2 separate regions of the Mus musculus genome follow, and region 1 is linked to region 2. The links are chromatin contacts, found by Hi-C or POLR2A ChIA-PET in ENCODE. All regions are on one chromosome and are shown on one strand. The core of a region is the stretch at or near the end of the contact, and the rest is flanking DNA. Distances in the headings are between cores, read along the strand shown. Region 1 holds the start of Cdk16 (cyclin-dependent kinase 16). Region 2 holds the start of Elk1 (ELK1, member of ETS oncogene family).

Evidence for each region. A loop is a pair of places that touch in the nucleus more often than their neighbours do. ChIA-PET counts read pairs that join two places held with the same protein, here RNA polymerase II (POLR2A).
Region 1: a loop to region 2 is called in a map of T-helper 17 cell, with 2.1 times the contacts of the local background. The contact joins the promoter of Cdk16 here to the promoter of Elk1 in region 2. A Hi-C loop is called at or near these places in 3 of 37 maps with a recorded cell type or tissue (T-helper 17 cell and mouse embryonic stem cell). POLR2A ChIA-PET finds 5 or more read pairs at or near these places in 2 of 5 experiments (both embryonic stem cell).

What each region holds. Positions count from the first base shown.
Region 1 is chrX:20,684,110-20,689,966 of GRCm38, reverse strand. It overlaps Cdk16 (cyclin-dependent kinase 16), which reads right to left and starts at 1,541. Exons shown (of 16, transcript NM_011049.5): 1 at 1,161-1,541.
Region 2 is chrX:20,948,163-20,954,097 of GRCm38, reverse strand. It overlaps Elk1 (ELK1, member of ETS oncogene family), which reads left to right and starts at 3,490. Exons shown (of 6, transcript NM_007922.5): 1 at 3,490-3,658. It overlaps Uxt (ubiquitously expressed prefoldin like chaperone), which reads left to right. Exons shown (of 7, transcript NM_013840.3): 6 at 1,827-1,890; 7 at 2,075-2,433. The coding sequence ends at 2,128.

The sequences.
Region 1 (5,857 bases), core at 292-2,791, 260 kb after region 2:
AGCGTGCATACATTTAAGTGTCTGTATCTATCTAACCCCACAGCAGCAGCCTTTACAACAGTGGTTCTCAACCTTCCCAATGCTGTGACCCTTTACTACAGTTCCTCATGTTGTGGTGTCCCCCAACCATAAAGTTCTTTTTGTTGCTACTTCATAACTGTACTTTTGCTGTGATGAATTATCATGTAAATGTCTGATATGCAGGATATTTGACATTCGACCTCTAAGTTGAGAACCAGTGCTCTAGAACTTCATATATAGTATTGCCCCCACGCTTTCTGGAAGCCTTTATGGACATCCACTCACACCTCATCTTGACCCTTAGTGTGCAAAGCTCTTTATACTTCCTTTACTGACAATCTCCCGTACACATGTACGCACACACCTAAAACCCAGTAGTACAGGCCTTTCCCCATCCTCTCCCATTACACACACTCTCAGGTCCTTCAAAAGCTCTGCCTTCACTGGCATATACTGATCTCACCCTACCTTTATTACATCTACATACCCTCATCTCCAGGACCCTCCATTACCTCCTCTATGAGCACACCCTGGACCCAGAGAAGCTGCCACCCTCAACTCCGTGGATAAACACAGTATTAACACTATCCTGACCCTCATCACCACACACTCGGAACTATGCGTCTATCAGCACACCTTCTGGTAGTACCTCTACCACCCTTTCTCCATTTACACTGGGCCTCTCTGTAGCTCCAACTTCCACTAGAATGTTTTGGAACTGTCTTTACTTCAAACCCTGTTATACCCCATCACGTCCCTCATGGTCCTGCAACCCCTTTCCATAAGCACACTGGGCCTGAAGTCGTAAGGCTTTTTATTACATGTTCCTAGCCCTTTAGCAACTCCGAGAATCTCACTGTATCAATCCATTCCCATAACGCTAGTCCTTTAATCACCCTTCTCCCACTTAGCATCCACAGCACTTCCCATCCTCAGCTCCCAGGACAGGGGCCCAGGGCGGGGCCAAGGTCAGGGAGGCCCCAAATGACCCCCCAGTGCATTCTGGGAAACTCGAGGGGGAGGGGGCACCTGACAGACAAGCTGCCCAGAACCCCTTGGTCTTGTTCCAGCACTGCCTAGGGTCCGGCTGGCTCTCTAGGAAGAGCAGCCCCCACCCTAAGTATCGAGGACACGCTCACCGGAGGGGGCGCGCGAGTAACCTCAGAGCCGCGGGGCCGGCGCGGTGGCGCCTGGGGCGGCGGCCCGGGATGAGGCCGCGCGACCTCCTTTTCCTCCAGTTCGCCGCAGGCGCCCGTCCCAGTAGTCTTCGGCCATGGCTGCTGGGCCCGGGCCGCCGCCGGCTGAGGAGGAAGAGGCGGCGGCGGCGGCGGCGGCTGAGGCGGCGGCGGCGTCCCGCTCAGCCGGCCATGAGCTTGGCCACTGCGGGCGATGCCCCCGTGCTCGCAAGCGCCCGCTGGAATCCGGGTGTTCACGGCGGCTCGTGACTCACAGCAGACAGCTAGCGGAGACGCAGCATATCCCAGAGCCCCCCAGCCAGCGGCCCAACAGCCGCGCGCGCCGCGCTCCGCGCATGCGCACGCACACGCTGGGGGTGGGGTGTGAAGCAGGAAGGAGGAGACTCACCTCGGACTGCGTGTACCAAAAGAGCCTTCTGCAGCGGGAGGGGGTGCGGCCATTGCGTGCCCAGCAGGGAATGTGGCGTTGGCCCTGGAACGGCGCCAGGGGGATTTAGAGAGGGGTTAATAGTTTTGATCTTGCTAGAAATTTACTAGCATCGAGGTGAGCAGCAGCCAGTAGCCAGGCGTGCCAGTCACCACCTTCTTTCCCTACAGTCTCATTTGGTACATCCCCATGGTGGTAAACGGGACTTTTGCAAGGAGAAAAAGAACAGGTGAGCGAAGCAGTTCCAGTCCTTTGTGGTGCCTCGGGAGGCAAGAATTTAAAGGCTGGAAATGACTTTCTAGGAGAGGTGGCCTGGATTACCACCTTAGCTAGGACAATCTAGCCCCGCCCTGCCACCCACCCTCTACCACTAGTTTGTTACCCACTGTGAAACGTATGTGGCCCCACCCTTTTGAAAAAGCTGACGCTCAGCCAATCAAATTTGCTCCCTGCGTCAGGGCTGAGCAAGAATGAAGGGCGTGGCAAAGCTGAAGAAGCATGATCTAGCTTTCTCTTCAGCTTGCCTCCTCCTCTGTACGGTTTTTTATTGGTTTTCGGGCTCGCCTTTTTGTTCTGAGCGCTTCTCAGGAGATCGCTGAATATCCCGTAAGATAATTGGTCCAAAGGCCACTCAGTCAGCCGGTTCCCTCCTTTAACCATTCCCACATTCTCCTGCAGCTTCTTGGTGTGGTGAAACCTAGGCTGAGAAGGAAAGGCCTTTTTAGAGGGGGCAGACTCCACTAAGGCGCAGGTTTGGAACTTTGGCTTGGGCGGAGCTTCTTGCTGCCTCACTCTAATATTCGCGTACAAGCTCCTCTAATTAGGCTTTCTTTACACCTTTCAATTACCTCATCTTGTCCTCTACAGTCTTACTTAACTAGGTTCTGTTACACGGCCAACATTGCCAGGCATACCTCTCATTCTTCTCTGTAGAAAATGACACGATTTCCCGTATCTATCCCAAACAGTTCTGCAGACTTCCTGAGACTTCTTACACTGGCCCCAGGAATTTCCTTGCCTCTTCTGGGCTTCCTTTGGTTGGCCTTCTTTCCCAGTCACGATTTTCAAGCAAGGGCCATTGATTGGCAAGTACTTCTTCAGCCATGAAAGTCGTCCTTGCTAGGATAGACATCGGGTCTATCATTTAACAGACTTAATCTCCTTTCCTCTCACAACAGGAGAATATCCTAGTTCTTGAATATAGCAGGCATTTGTGTCTCTGAGACTTCATACTCGCTGTTGTTGTGCCTGGAATTCACTTGCCCCATATCTACACTTATTTCTTTCTGGTGCAGTTCCATTATTCCAAATCCCCACTTGGCTTTATGCCTTTTGAAAGGGGGGCTTTTAAAATTTGATGTTTATTTGCATTGTTAAAGTCTATTCCCAGCCTTGTGTGTGCTTCCATGCTGAGCTAATAATACCCAGACCTGGTCAACATTTTGTTGTTCTGTTTTCAGACAGTCTTTTGCAGCCCAGTCTCATCTTGAATTCAGTGTAGTCAAGAATGATATTGAAGTCTGGATTCTTCCTGCATCCACCACCCAAGTGCTGGTGTTATAGGCATGTGCCACACACCTGGTTTTATTTGCATTCTACCAACTGAGCTACATCTCCAGCCCATTTGCATTTGTGCCAGGCTCATTGATCAACTTTTAAACAATGAAAAAAATAAATGAATGGGATTGGGTCTGGAGAAATGGCTCAGTGGTTACAGACATTTGCTGCTCCCCAGAGTTTGGTTCTCAGCATACACATCAAGTGGTTCACACTGTATCTCCAGTTCCTTCTTTAGTTGTTGTGGTTTTTTCGAGACAGGGTTTCTCTGTATAGCCCTGGCTGTCCTGGAACTCACTCTGTAGACTAGGCTGGCTTCAAACTCAGAAATCTGCCTGCCTCTGCCTCTCAAGTGCTGGGATTAAAGGAGTGTGCCACCACCGCCCGGCTTCCAGGAGAAGTTTTATAAAACATGACATTAAGTGGATAAACATAAATGGACACAAATGTTTCATTTTACATTTTCCCCTTTTCTCATCAGAGTATTACTTTCTATAGTTATCACTTTGGCCAATAGTATAAAAAGTGTGGCACTAAGGGCCTTAGCATAATAATGCAGCATAGTGAGGATGCCCTCTTCTAGTTTCCTCAAGCATCTTCATGGCATACTCTAAAACACACACACACACGCACACACACACATACACACACACACGTGAACACAGAGACACATTAAAAAAAACTTAAAAATGTATAGGCCAGATATGTGGCGCAACCCTCTCTCTGAAGAGAATCCCAGCACTCTCAAGAGGCAGAGACAGTTCTGTGAGCTTGAGGCTAGCCTGGCCTGCATAGCTAGCTCCAGGACAGCCAGGGGGCTACATAGAGATTCTGTCTTTAAAAAAGAAAAATGGCAAGACTGAGAAGAATGGCTCAGCAGGTAAAGACACCTGGCTGCCAAACTGAACTGCCTAAGTTCTGTTGATTGGACTCACATGGAGAGACCTACATATGGACATTATGGGATGCCTCTCCCCCAATTAAATGAATGTAATATACTTTTTAAAGTTGTATGTTAGCCAGGCAGTGGTGGTGCATGCCTTTAATCCCAGCACTTGGGAGGCAGAGGCAGGCGGATTTCTGAGTTCGAGGCCAGCCTGATCTACAGAGAGTTCCAGGACAGCCAGGGCTATACAGAGAAACAGTATCTTGAAAAAAACAAAACCAAATAAATAAAATTGTGTGTTTGTGTATGAACACACTTGTCAGAGGACAACTTGCAAGAATTGGCTCTAGCATGTGAGTCTTGAACTCAACATGGCTCAAGACAAGATTTTCTGTAGGCCAGGCTGGCCTGAGCACTGGATTCTCTTCCAATGACCTCCCCAGTTCTAGGATTACAGATGTGTACCAGTACGCTCAGTTTATGCAGAACAGGAGATTGAACCCATAACTTGGTGCATGCTAGACAAACACTAGCTACTGTTCTAGTCATGTTAGATTATCTTTTTTCAACTATTTTAGGGGTGGAGAAATGGCTCCGTGGTGAAGAGCACTAACACTGGCTGTTGTTCCAGAAGACCCAGGTTCAATTTTCTAACACCCACATGGCAGCTCAACAACTGTAACTCCTCTTTCAGGGGATCTGATTCCCTTATCCATGAAGGAAACACACACACACACACATATATATATATTGCATTGCAGGTATAACTAACTGTACATGTTTGTACCTTGTGTCCAGACCAGAAGAGGCCATGAGATCCCTGGAACCTGAGTTATGGTCATGAGTAGAAGAAATTCAGGTGCAGGAATCCAAACCCAGGAAGAGCATCTATCCAGCCCCTCAACTTTTACCTTAGTTGTATTTATTGTCAATTCTAAGTTTCATAAGCCTTATGATGGTAATATGTACCAAATACCTATAATAGTGCCTAGCAGTCAGCACTAAACAAATGGTTGAATAATTAGATGGCAAATATTTGCAAATCTGCTGGATACAGGGGGCTCAACAGTTACCCAATCCTGGCTTTGCTGAGCCCCATTTCTTATCAGTTTGGTCTTGTAATGGCGTACATACAACAGTAAAAGAGTATGTATGATCTAAGACATAGAATTATAGGGTAACTGGTTGTTTTAAATCTTTTGGTTTTAAAGCAGAGTCTCATGTAGTCCAGGCTGGCCTTGAACTTCTGATTCACCTCCATCATGCTAGGATTACAGCTGGTTTTGATAAACAAGGGTGTCAGATACTAGTAAAGTATCAAAGGAATCCAGGAGTAGTGGTGGTAAAGAGACTGGAATGTCTATAGAGAATCAGCTGCAATGGAAGAGTTAGAGAACAAAGTATGCAGGTTGCCCATAAAGGAACTGAGATGGTGGAAAACCAGTACAAACAACAGTGTATGTAGTGCTTGCCTGTAATGGGGTGAGACAATGGGCAGGTGGCAGGTGTCTTCTTAGAGAAGTAACAGCAATAGAGTGCTGACAGTGGGAAAACTTTCCCATTCACCATGAACAGTTACTATCACCATGAGACACCAGAAGCAAAGTGCCTGTTACCCAAAGTGGCATGGTGGGAGAGTAAAACAGAACTATATGGAAGAATAAGGTGAATCCAACAGATCAGGCCAAGAAAAAAAAAGTATAGACAGAGAGGTAGGCAAGAGCATTCACTGCCTAGGGCCAGGAGAAAGCTCAGGAGGTAGAAGTGGAG
Region 2 (5,935 bases), core at 2,241-4,740:
CCTGCATTAGCTAATAGAGCAGCACAATTAAACTGGATTTCCTATCATGTTATCAAGCCTTGCACTGTCCAGCCCCTCCTGGTGCTTCCACATTATCTTATATAATCTTTCTGAATGCTTCACTTAACTTCTAACACTGATCGCTTCTCACAGAGCTCTTTTGTGCCTCTTTGTCTTTCTGTGCAAAAGACCTTTTTACTGCTTAGCTCTCACTCCATCTTCAATTCTTCTTTTTTTATTCTTCAGAACGTATTTTTTTGGTCCAATGTATTCATTTTGACTGATTGTGTACATAAAGATTCTCTTAGATGAGACCTGATGCAAGCAGATTCGGACAGAAGGAGTTGACTGATTTATGGAACTCAGCAGTTCAGGGCGAGGGTGGTTTCAAGCAGCTCCATTTTCCCGGGTGTTTTGTGCCTTAGCCTCTTCCTAGAGTCCTTTCTCTCATACCTGACTGTAATCCTTTGGCACTGCCTTCAAAATACACCCCAAAATGAGTCATTTATCATTACTTCAACTATCTTCCCTGTGACCTGAGCCTCCATTGTTTACCTGCACTATCGCATTATGCTCTTCACTAGACTTGCTGCCTTCACATTTGGGTTTCTTGTCCTGTCAGTGCACTGCCCAACAGCCAGGTGGATTCTTTTAAACTCTAATAAGTTTATTCTCAAATCAGTTTGCATCTGTCCTCCACTCACAACCTTCCCCTTATTAGCACCTTATTTAATGTAAAAGCTAAGATCTTTACCATGGTACTGTAGACTTTCCACCCTCTGCCTCCTTCCTCACCTCTCTTGACTTCACTTCTTATTCTTTAGCCACAATGGCTTCTTGGCTGTGCCTGTACCATACCAAGCATGTTCCTACCCCAGCATCTTTATATTGGTTTCTCCTTGTGGTGGAGCACTTATCTTCCACATCACCCCCACTAGGTGGTAGGGTTACACATCTGTAATCTCAGCAGTCGGGACAGGAGGATCTTGAATTAGAAGCCAGGCTGTACTATATAGTCTTAAAGGGAAAGCTCTTAGTGAAGCCAAACCTGAGCATTCTTTGAAATTGAAGGCTCCTCTTCCTACCACTTCTTCAGTATTTAGTTCCTTATACTTAGGTAGATCTAACACATCATAATAATTGTGTGTGTGTATACTTTGTCTCTTAGTATTTGAAATGGCTTAGTGCTTAAGTGTACACACAGCTGTTCAGAGTAACTTGAGTTCAGTTCCCAGCACCCATGTCAGGTAGCTCACAACCACCTGCAACTACAGCTCCAGGGAATCTGATATCTTCTTCTAACCTCTGGGAACCGACATTCATGGTGTATTTCCCATGCCTATAACAGATAGATAATAAAGGAGCTCCAGGAGACAAAGAATTTTGTATAATTTACTGCTGTTTCTGCTATTATTTAAAGCTCCCTGGCATACAGAAGGCACTCAATAATCTTTACTTCTTATCATCAGATAGTCATTGTGATGGGTTTCGAGTGTATCCCGTAGTTTGATCATATTAATATACCCATACCCACTTCCCTCATCCCCTTAATTGTTTTTTAAAAATTGTTACTACATTTTTTATGAGTACATGTGAAGGTTAGAGGGCAACTATTTGAAGTCAGTTTTCTCCTCCACTGTGTGGGTCCTGGGTATTGAACTCAAGTTCTCAGGCTTGGCAGCAATCAACCTTTGCAAGCTGAACCACCTCACTGGCCCTATTTCCCTCAGTCTTTAAGTAGGGAAATTCCAAGTGGTAGCCAGACATCTCTGCATAGTGGGGCCTAAGTGGGCCCATTTTGCCCTTTTTTGTTCCTTTTTTTCTAGGCTCAGCGACAGCCTCACCAAGGACTCCATGAATATCAAGGCCCATATCCACATGATGCTAGAGGTGAGAGCAGCTCACTCCACCCTTCAAATATATTTAGGGTGATAACCTGAAGACAGGAGAAAGCCAAAGAAGGGAGGGGTCATCTTTCCTTCTAAATTGAAACCAAAGAAGTGAAAAACAGAGCAAACCTGGGACAGGACCTGGACCCTGCCTCGGTTCAGTATACGTTGTCCTCTTTTTACAGGGACTTAGAGAACTACAAGGCCTGCAGAATTTCCCAGAGCCATCTCCCCATTGACTGCATCTTCCCAGCCTCCAATATTAAAGCACCTGAATGCCTTGGAATCACATAGTCCTTTTTTCCCTAATTCTCACTAATTTACTAAGTGCCCTAGAGACCAAAATTACTGGAAGACCCATCCTTTCTGTAGAACCTCTAAAACGTTCTAGAGGTCTTGCCTAGAACTTGTGTTTTTCTCCTGACTTTATGCTTTACTCTCTTTTGTCGCCTTTAGAACCTTGGCCCTGCTCCTCACAATTCCTTTTCCTAGATATTTGTATCTGTGCCCTTTGTCTTACCATAAAGAATGGACTGAATGGGCTGAAGATGAGATTCAATTGGTAGCATGCTTGCCTGTCACACATGAAACTTAAAATTCAGTCCCCAGTACTGTGTACATAAGCTAGGTGTGTGGCACACCTGTGACTTCAAGAGATAGAGGCAGAAGGATTTAAGTTTAAGGTAATCCTGGGCTACATGAGACACTTGAAACAAATTTTTACAGTTCCAGTTCAAAGTAATTTGTTTCCATGGCCGTCAGCTTTTTACTTCAGATCTTAAGGTTTATTGTCTCTCACAGTCCAGTGGTCATCCAGGTACCCTAAATAACACTACTGCCCAACCCTTGACTTGGTCCCTAAATCGTAGTTCTAATAGTTCTACTTTCAACAGTATGCAGAGATCCTGCCCTCCCTGCTACAGCCCCTACAGTCCCTAGGTTTAAGTCCAGTCATAGATCACTAAGAACCTAAATCCACCCTTACAACTGACTGTGGCTAGACTCTGCCCTTGTAGACAGTTAATTTCCACCTCTCATATACATTTCCTCTGTATATCCGGCAGCCATTCCGGCCTCCACCTTTTGCTGAATTCAAAGTTAGTTTTTGCCTAGCTAATTACCCATAGCGTTACCCTACCCCCCTCCACAGAGTTGAGTCCTACCCTGCTGCTATGGCCCTTTCTAAATAAGTCCTGTTTCTGCTGAACGGTATGGTGTACAGCACCACCTACTTTGGTGTTTTGGCCACTGTCTGGGAGAATCCTCCAATCAGCTGAAAACAGCCCATCACCACCCCTCCATCCTCTGGGACTGTCTGTCTGCCATCAATCTCACTTAAGCCAATCGGTGTGAACTGGGCGACCTCCCCATCCCTCCTCAAACCTTGGCACTTGGCAGTCCTCCTTGACCCAATCGGCGTGAGGCACTAGCGCCGCCCAACACCTCTATAGATTCAGTTGGCCACCCGCAGTCCATCAATCCCTTTTAAGCCAATTGTGTTACAGCTCTGTTAGTATTCCTCCACCACCCAGGCCCCTGTGCTTAGGATCCTTGGCATTTTGTCCAATCAGCAAGCAGGAGGACGCTTGGCTCCTCCCATGAGAGCCCACGTGAGCGGTGGGGAAACGCAGGGGCGGCTTCTGGTTGCTGCTTCTGCTGTCGCCGCCACCACCGCCGCCGCCTTGGAACCGGGGCCTGGGGGGCGGTGGGGCCTCGTATGGAGCCCCCGCCCCCCGGAGCTGCCACTGCCACCGCCGCGCCACTCGCAGGTGAGCCCAGGCCCACAAGGTGGAGGACCCTGTCCATGACCCCACGTATCCTCACCCCCGCGCAAGGGATGTGGTTTGGCCCAGCCTGCTGGTATTTGGCTCCACTACCATCAACTGATTGCCCCTGTGTGTGCATTGCCTGCTCCTTTTGCCCTTTATAGTAGATCTGAACGTGGGCTAACATCCTGCTGTCTGTATAATGGATCTGTCTGTGAGCTTATGATTTTCCCCACCCCAACTTAATGGACTCGTCCGTGGTCTTGCCCTCCCCAACCCCCACTTATTGGAAACCAGTCTGTTGCATTGTCCAGTCCCCCTTTAGTCGTAGCTGTGTCTAAAGTGTTTCCATTTCCCCTAGCCTCAAATTTAAGGGGAACCTTCTGTGGCTTTGTTTACTGAACCCCTCATGTTTATTGTAGTGAATCAATCTGTGGCACTGTTCCCACTTAAGACACCCCATTGTTTGTTCAACAGTGAGTCCACCTAAGTTTACATTATTGCCCCCCTTGAGTCCCCAGTGCATAAGCCCATGACTTTATCCACCTCCTCCCATTGCCCCCATCTTACTGTGAATTAGTTTGCATGCTTGCATTCATATTCCTCTAGTTATCACCGCCCTAACTTTTCTCCCTTATTTGTAGACTCCAGTCTTTGAGCTGCTTCCTTTTAACAGTGGGTCAGTTTGGTGCTTTGCAATTTTTATTTTCATTTTCAACAGCCCAGTCTATGGCCTTGTCCTATCCTTCACTTTAATTAATTATTATGTGATGGCTTTTCTTCTCTGCGGTTGTATAGGTATCAGCTTAAACCACATCTCACTTTTGTAATGAATGAGTCTGTTCAGAAGCCTTCTGCCACCCCAGTGTTTACAGTCTCTCAAATCCTCAGAGCTTGCAATCCCTCCCCAAAGGGGATAGATAGGCTTTGTACTTTATTTCCCTCCTCCTCCTCCTATGTATTGGGTCAGTCTTCTCTGCCCCCATCTCCTAGGAAGTCCTGTGTACTTGTAAAACCCAGGGACTTTTAATATATGCCATGTTCCTCATAAACTCTCTTTTTGTTTGTTTGTTTTTTGTTTTGTTTTTGTTTTTTGTTTTTTTTTCAAGACAGGGTTTCTCTGTATAGCCCTGGCTGTCCTGGAACTCACTCTGTAGACCAAGCTGGCCTCGAACTCAGAAATCCGCCTGCCTCTGCCACCCAAGCGCTGGGATTAAAGGCGTGTGCCACCACTGCCCAGCCCTCATAAACACTCTTAGCCACTAGGCATTTTACTTTGCTATAGTTCTCAACTATAGTAGTGGTACTATTGCTAATGACAGTCGGATCTAACTTTATACTTTACACTTGCTGTGTACCAGGCAGTATTCTATAGTCTCCAGCTTGCTTATAGTCTCCAGTCTTCATCATAGCCCTGTGAGACAGATAACTGAGAAAACTAGGGCATGTGGGTTCACAGATGGCCCAATAACTACTTAGATAGGGGAACACTTTTGACATGCCCCTCTCTCACCTCATTGCATCCCATATGAGGGCACATTCCTTAACAGCCAAATTAGTTTCAATCACCCAGCTTTTGTTTCTGCTGTTCTTTCTGACAACAGAGCTGTCTCCATTCTACTCTGTTCTCAGGACCCATCAGCTCAAGTCCTAGCAGTGGTGTGACTTTACATGAATGACTTAACTACTTTCTTCCTGTACTGGGCTAAAATGGGGGAGTCAGAACTATAGCCTTTCCAGTGTGAAAAAAATGTGTGGGTTAAACAAGTCACCTCACTGACCTTATCTCTTTCATCTCCACATTTCAGATCCATGCTATAGCCATGCTAACCTCACTGCTTCTCAAAAACAGCCGGTACAGGCCAGCCTCAGGGCCTTTGCATTAGCTCTTCTTTCTCCATTAACACTACTCCCACATCTCTGTATGGTAACTTTCAAGGTACTGTACACTTGCCATACCCAAAGGAATTTTTTCACTACCCTGTGCAGGGAACACACTAAAGATATTTGTAAGAATGTCATTTGATTTGTGAATAAAATGAGCGTAAAGGAAATGTGATGTTGGTGATATGAAAAGGCACAAATAGAAAAGATGTTTCAGAGAGTGCTTTCATGTCTTTGCATCTTGGGTAGTGTAATTTTAGTAAAACATGTATTTGTCACACTGGTGCTTGGGATATAATGTATAAAGGTATATACATAAAAAGGTTTCAAATATCATTTTTTGTATCAAAGTAGTCAACACCCACCTCTCTTTGACTATCTGATTTTGTATACCGA